Regions from separate parts of the Mus musculus genome. Here region 2 is linked to region 1. The links are chromatin contacts, found by Hi-C or POLR2A ChIA-PET in ENCODE. All regions are on one chromosome and are shown on one strand. The core of a region is the stretch at or near the end of the contact, and the rest is flanking DNA. Distances in the headings are between cores, read along the strand shown.

The links. Hi-C counts contacts between places; a loop is a spot of excess contacts on that map. ChIA-PET counts read pairs that join two places held with the same protein, here RNA polymerase II (POLR2A).
Region 2: a loop to region 1 is called in a map of T-helper 1 cell, with 2.7 times the contacts of the local background. The contact joins the promoter of Cped1 here to the promoter of Ing3 in region 1. A Hi-C loop is called at or near these places in 3 of 37 maps with a recorded cell type or tissue (T-helper 1 cell, T-helper 17 cell and left cerebral cortex). POLR2A ChIA-PET finds 5 or more read pairs at or near these places in 1 of 5 experiments (embryonic stem cell).

The regions. Positions count from the first base shown.
Region 1 is chr6:21,948,151-21,951,241 of GRCm38, reverse strand. Ing3 (inhibitor of growth family, member 3) reads right to left here and starts at 1,627. Exons shown (of 12, transcript NM_023626.4): 1 at 1,449-1,627; 2 at 1,133-1,204. The coding sequence starts at 1,476.
Region 2 is chr6:21,984,325-21,987,415 of GRCm38, reverse strand. It overlaps Cped1 (cadherin-like and PC-esterase domain containing 1), which reads right to left and starts at 1,506. Exons shown (of 22, transcript NM_001081351.1): 1 at 357-1,506. The coding sequence starts at 605.

The sequences.
Region 1 (3,091 bases), core at 378-2,877:
TCCTAATTATCTGTATTAGTTTAAATCCTCAGAAGACTGTCAGTTTTTAAAAAAAAAAAAAAAAAGCAAACAAGCCCCCCAGGCAGCAAGGCTGGAGTTGTCCTAGTCGTCCTGTCCAAGAGTGAACCCAAATCTGTCTGCCACCAAACTCTACTCAATCCCTCTGGAATGTGCTTCGGCAGGTGTTTACTACTGCAACTACCTTAAAGTCAAAGAGAAAAAGCACACCTATTCCAGTCACAGATTTATGAGAGGCTATTGGGCAATGCACCCCAAGAGATGACCCAGAGACTGAGATGAGAAAAGTACAGTCAGGGACAAAAGGTACAGAAATGAGGGGCAGGGGCGGCAGAGGCTCATGAATGAAGAGAACAAGCCCTTAGCAAACTCAAGTTACCTTTGAGCCTCTTCCAGTCTGGCTTTTTCAAAAGAACAAGGTTCATTTTGGAAATAAGTCACATATAAAGCTGCCAAGCACTGACAGAAAAAAAAATCAATGCTAGCAATGCCTGAAAAGCCAAGCACTAGGCAGACAGAAGCAGGAAGATGAGGAGATTAGAGCAAGCCTAGGATTATTATACATATTGAGTGTGAGACCAGCCTGAATGACGTGGTTGTGTTTACAAAACAAGAAACCAGTAGGGAAGCCTATCAAACGTCTACAGTTTTCTAAAGAGCAAGCGGGTGATTTCCTTAAAATCTGATCTCTCTCACTCATTTCTGGCTGAGAAAGTGTCCACGCTGTTCACAGCTCTAAGTGTCTTCCATTAATATGCAACTTGTCAAAGTTCGGCCTTCCGAGTTCACTAGGGTCCCTAGCCTGCCCTTCTATGTCTTTGCTCTGGAGAAATTCGGAATGTAATGAACTTTTAAGTCTGAATGCAGAACTCCAAGTTTCCACATCCAGGCTCGGGTGCAAACCTTCTGAAAATCACGCGAGTTTCCACTGCGGTGCAGTGTCGTCATCTCCATGCAGTACACAAACAACTGTGTTTGCTGTGCCCCGCGTGTTAACGGTACGGTGTGCCCGCCGCCTCCTTGTCACAGCCTGAAAAAAGTAGCGCGGAGGACCCGCCAGGCGATGCCCGAGGGAGGCCGGGGCTGCGCGGGGCCGTGGAGACGCGCCACTTACTCTGCACCTGCAGATCCATCTCGCGCATCTCCGTGAAGCGGTCCCGTAGGTCCATCGGAAGCTGCTCAATCACTGTCAAAGGCACAGTCCGTCAGAGGGCGGGGCCAACGGCGAAGGGACGCGCTGGCGTCACGCGTGTGTGCGTGCGTGCGTGCGTGCGTACGGGAGGGGGGGCGGCTCACAACGAGGCTGCCAGTTACCGTGAGAAAGAAACATCCCCCGCTCCCCCTCCCTCCCGCCATCCCGCCCGCCCGGCCACTCGCGCTCCCGCCCGCCGCCGATCCCGCCCGCCGCGTCGCCGGCGCCGCGCACTCACTTTCCAAATAGTCCTCTAGGTACAACATCGCGGCCCTGACTGTTGCGGGGACGAACGGGTCCAGGGGTTTATTTGTGTCACTCGCTGTCGCCGGAGTTTTGTCCCTTCCAATATGGCGCCTCCGCTAGCAGCACCCGCTCGACTCCGGCAAAGGAAAAAAAAAAAAAAAAAAGCAAAGGAAAAAAAAAAAGGCTCCACTTTGGCGCCTGACGGCGCTTGCCTCACTGCCGCCCGCCGTTGCTATTGGCTGTCTGCAGCGATGACGTCAACCGGCCGGTGCGGATCTCCGCGGTATTCTGGGAAATGTAGTCTTCTTTTTCCCCGAGCGTGGCCATTAGTGAGGGTGTCTCTTGGAGTGGCAACTACAGAAACCACACGCCTGCGCGAAACGGGCACGCCAGAATCCGAAATGCGGTGCCTCTGTTTATTTGTTGATTTCTTACATGGGGGATGACGGGAGTTGTATGCGCCTGCCTGACACAACTAGGAACAACTTTTCACCTGTTCTGGGCGGTGATTCTAAGCCCGCCGTTTGTGAGTCATGGATTTCTGGCTGTGCTAGGCAAATAGCAAAGATTCCAAACGCTAGAATAATCGGCTAAGTTCGGAAAATTCAGGTTGTTTAGAACAGAACTCGCTGCTGGAATTTATCTTCATTATTCACTCCTGATAAATAAATGGGACAAGTGATTGGTGTCCCTGCAACGTTAAGATAATTTATAGTGAGACTGGAGCGAATGTGCATTTCCCAAATTAAAAGACACCCAAAATAGTATTCAGTAGCCAGTTATGTTTTGCGGTGTATCTTGTGTTCATTGTAAAACAACTGTTCAAATGCATCCGCAATAAAGTAAATAAATAGATGAATAAATAACAACCAACCATAAATTATAGTGATTTAATGCATTGCTGGCATATACTAACAATGATTTAAATTTATGTTGGGTAAGTAGCTGGGTTAATGTTTATAGTTCTGGGCAGGCTTTTTTAATAACCCTAGCAAATGTTCACTGGTGGTATAACAAGTGTATCACCGCCCCGTTTCTATCTTAAAAATGCCTTTCATAAAAATTCGTACACTAAATGCTTCTGTGTTTTGGGGAAAATGATCCCTTCTTAGACTATCTGGTGGATTATAACACCACACACCTGTAATCCCCTAAGTGGGAGAATTGAGACAGGAGGATTAGGAGTGTGAGCTTTGGCAACATAGGCAATTAGAAGCCAACCCAGATTATGGAAGACCCTTTCTCATACAAAAGAAAATAAATCAGTATGACACATTTTATTCACTACTCAATATTTTTATGTTACAATTTTATTTACAATGACATACTTGTATTCTCTTTTGTCTTCTTTTAAAGCCATTTTCTTATTACTTGAATGTTAAATATATTTAGTCTACACCTGTTTAATTTAAATTTTGTACTAAAACTATTTATCTGTTTGTGCTCTTTGTTCAAAAGCAGCCACGTTTGTTTACAGTGCCTAATTTCATCTGTGTTGGGGTTTTTAACTCTGAATTCACTTTTCCAGGGTTATAAATATAGAGAAATTTCACTGCTGGAGTTAAAATCGAGTTTTGCTAGAGAATATTAGCATTTGACTCTGCAACTTTGCTGCAAGACACCATCAAACTTAGG
Region 2 (3,091 bases), core at 257-2,756, 36 kb before region 1:
ATACGGACTTTTTTCTTTCTTTCTTTCTTTCTTTCTTTCTTTCTTTCTTTCTTTCAGATTTTAAAACTGACTTTTGTTTCTGATGTGTAAATCCTCAGCTCTCGTAGACTTCTAACATCTTAAAAGCGATTTTCCCTCACTGCAATGAAGGTAGCCTCTAAAGGATAAAGGGCAGAACTCTTTAAGTAGGTTTAGGAAGTTTGGCAGCTTATGTAATACCTCTCCCAGTCACCGGGTCACTCCGCACTGTTTTCACTCTGGCTCCCATTCGGACCACATGGAAGTTAATTTTAGTTTTGCAGAAAGGAGAGAGAGGCCGACCACAGACGCCCAGGATAAACTCAACTCAGACTTACCTTCCTGGTTTCCTGGGTACTCGCAGAGAGAAGGAAGCATTGTTTGTCCTGCCGGTATCCTTCTTCACATCTGCTAGCCTGAGTTTGAGAGGGTGTGTGTGGGACAGTGCCAGAGACGTCCGCTGCAATCTTCTTAGTCCCTCGGAGTGTCAGGGTCTGGTAAAAGAGACAGATCGCCACCACCAAACCCACCAGGAAAGGTCGGGGGCAAAATCGCCGGCGACAAAGGAACCCGGGTCGACAGACCATGACCAGTCCAGGATCACTTGGCCCCTGGCCACGTTGTCAGTGTGAAAAAAACACACATCTGTCTTCTTTTTACACAATTCCAATCAAGTTCGCCCCATCTCCGCTTGAAAACTTTCCGAAGGTTCATGCCAAAGATTCATAGGACCCAGCGGTCAGAGGTGGTTAATAGCCCTTAAATGAAGGACAGTAAGAAGTGACTGGCCAGATTTTTTTTTAAGATGTCAAAATAAAGATAGTTATAAGAAATCATCCGAATGCATCCCCAGCTACCAAGAGTTCCTTCCGGTAATGCCTTACTTCCACAACATTCTTAAAGTCAGGAGTTCAGCTTGTCTCCTCTTTTGGGGCAAAAAGAAAGCACCGTAAAGCGGGTCTGGAGGCAGAAACCAGCCGAAGACGCAGTCGATTTAACGCGAAGTGCCTGTTGCACAGCTGGGCGCCGGCCAGGTTGTCCTAGCAGTTTCTCATTTTCCCTCCGGTTTTAAAGCCATCCCGCTCCCAGCCTTTTATGTTGTAGAACTGCTGCTTCCTTTCGTTCAGTTTTAAATTGCCACTTTGCTGCTAGCATTCACGGCTTTTAACATAAAAAAGGGGGATAGCAGTTTGGCTGTATGTGGTTACTGTCAGGGCTTTGCTTGCGTTTGGTCTCATTCCGTTTCAAGTTCAAAGTTCTGTGTACTTACTCAGTTTTCATCCTTTTAGCCAGATTTTTTTTTTTTCATGATCCCCTAATGGATTGCTGATCAAAATCACTTGGAAGGAAACACCCAGGCGTAGGACTCCGCTTCATCTCACTCTCACGCACGGACAGACACGCGCAGACTCGCGGAGACACGCGCGTGCCAGCTGCACACAGGGCCGAGAGCCGGAGGACCTGGGCCATCGCTGCCACCCAGGCCGAGCGGGGCGGAGCTAAACTAAGGCTTTTTCTGGCCTTGGGGGCTGTCCGAGCCGCGTTATAAGTTTCTGCCCCAGCAAAGGGTAGGCTACTAATGTGCATGGGAACAGCAGTTGGCACCCATATCCCAACTTGGAACGTGGCTACCTATCCAGACCCGCAGAATTAGAAATATACTTGATCTCTGATCCTCTGTGTCACTGCGTTTTCCTAATACAGAATAACAAATGGCTTCTAGTCAATAGATGCTAAAGGTCGAGGAAGAGATGAAGGCCGACTCTGAGCTAACCGGGAGGCTTATCACTCCAGGGAATTGTGGTCTCGCCTAAGAGGACAAGAGAGTCATCCGGACAGTCTGGACCACTGAAGAGGAAACATTCCGTGTAACTAAAAGTCCCCTCTCCATTCCAACAGAGTCCTTCCGCCGTTATTACCGCTCTGTGGTTCTCCGAGGCAAATAGTCTGATGCCTAGCTCTTCAAATGAACTGACTGTAGTAGGTATTGAAGTTCTAACTTTTGCCCAGGAGAAAGGAGTACCCAGCAGGCTTTTTAATTCCATACCAACCCTCTCACGGGCATCACTTTTGGCTCAGCAGGATGAGGGACCACCGAAGAGAACCTCCAGGTTCTTGCTTTGGCAGCTCTAGGAACGACTAGTTTAAGCTCACGGGGACATTCTTCAAATACCTAGATGGTTTCTATACTTTAGGTCTAACCAAACTTCTTATAGGCAGATGTTCTCCCTTGAGGCCACACCCCTAGAGTAAACCCATTCCAGACTCAGAGATTACACTCTAATATTTTGTGAGAAAGAGCGCCCCCTAGAGGTTCACAGCTACAAAAGATTCAGAAAATGGACATCTCTTGCTAGTAAGAAACTTGAGTCAGCTTGGGATAGATGAGCAGAGAGAGAGGAGGGGGAGGGAGAGGGAGAGACACAGACACAGAGAGAGACAGAGACAGACACAGAGAGAGACAGACACAGAGAGAGACAGAGACAGAGACACAGACAGAGAGACAGAGAAGGAAAAGGAGGAAGAAGAGAAGAGGGACAAAAAAGAAAAGAAAAAAAAACAAAAGAAAAAATAAAAAAGAAAAGAACAGAATAAAAAAACAAAAAAAGAAGAAGAGAAGAGAAAAGGAAAGTTTGCACCTTAAAAACAAATTAATTAGGTCAATATAGAATAAACAATAACTTACCTCAGTCTATTTACATATAGTCTATAAAATGTTTTACTACTATTTAATATATAAATTCAGTCTTCAATACCATGACAAATAAGGGAATGGGAGAAAATTAACCTGGTTTTCACATATAGACATTGAAAGAGCATCACTGCTGCATGCCACAGGTTTTGTGTGGATGTAATATATTTTGAAGGCCAATAGGAATTACTAGACCTCTAAACTGGAATGGTTTCTATGTTAATAAGACCCAGAGTATGGTAAAGCTGTTTACTGGGTGTTATGAGCAGTATAGGTAGTTGTTAATTATTAACCCTAGAATTATGAAAAAAAAATCAAGTTTTGAGGAAGGAAGAATCCTTTTTTTGGAGGGAGGAATTATTAAGTCACTGAGTCAGATTA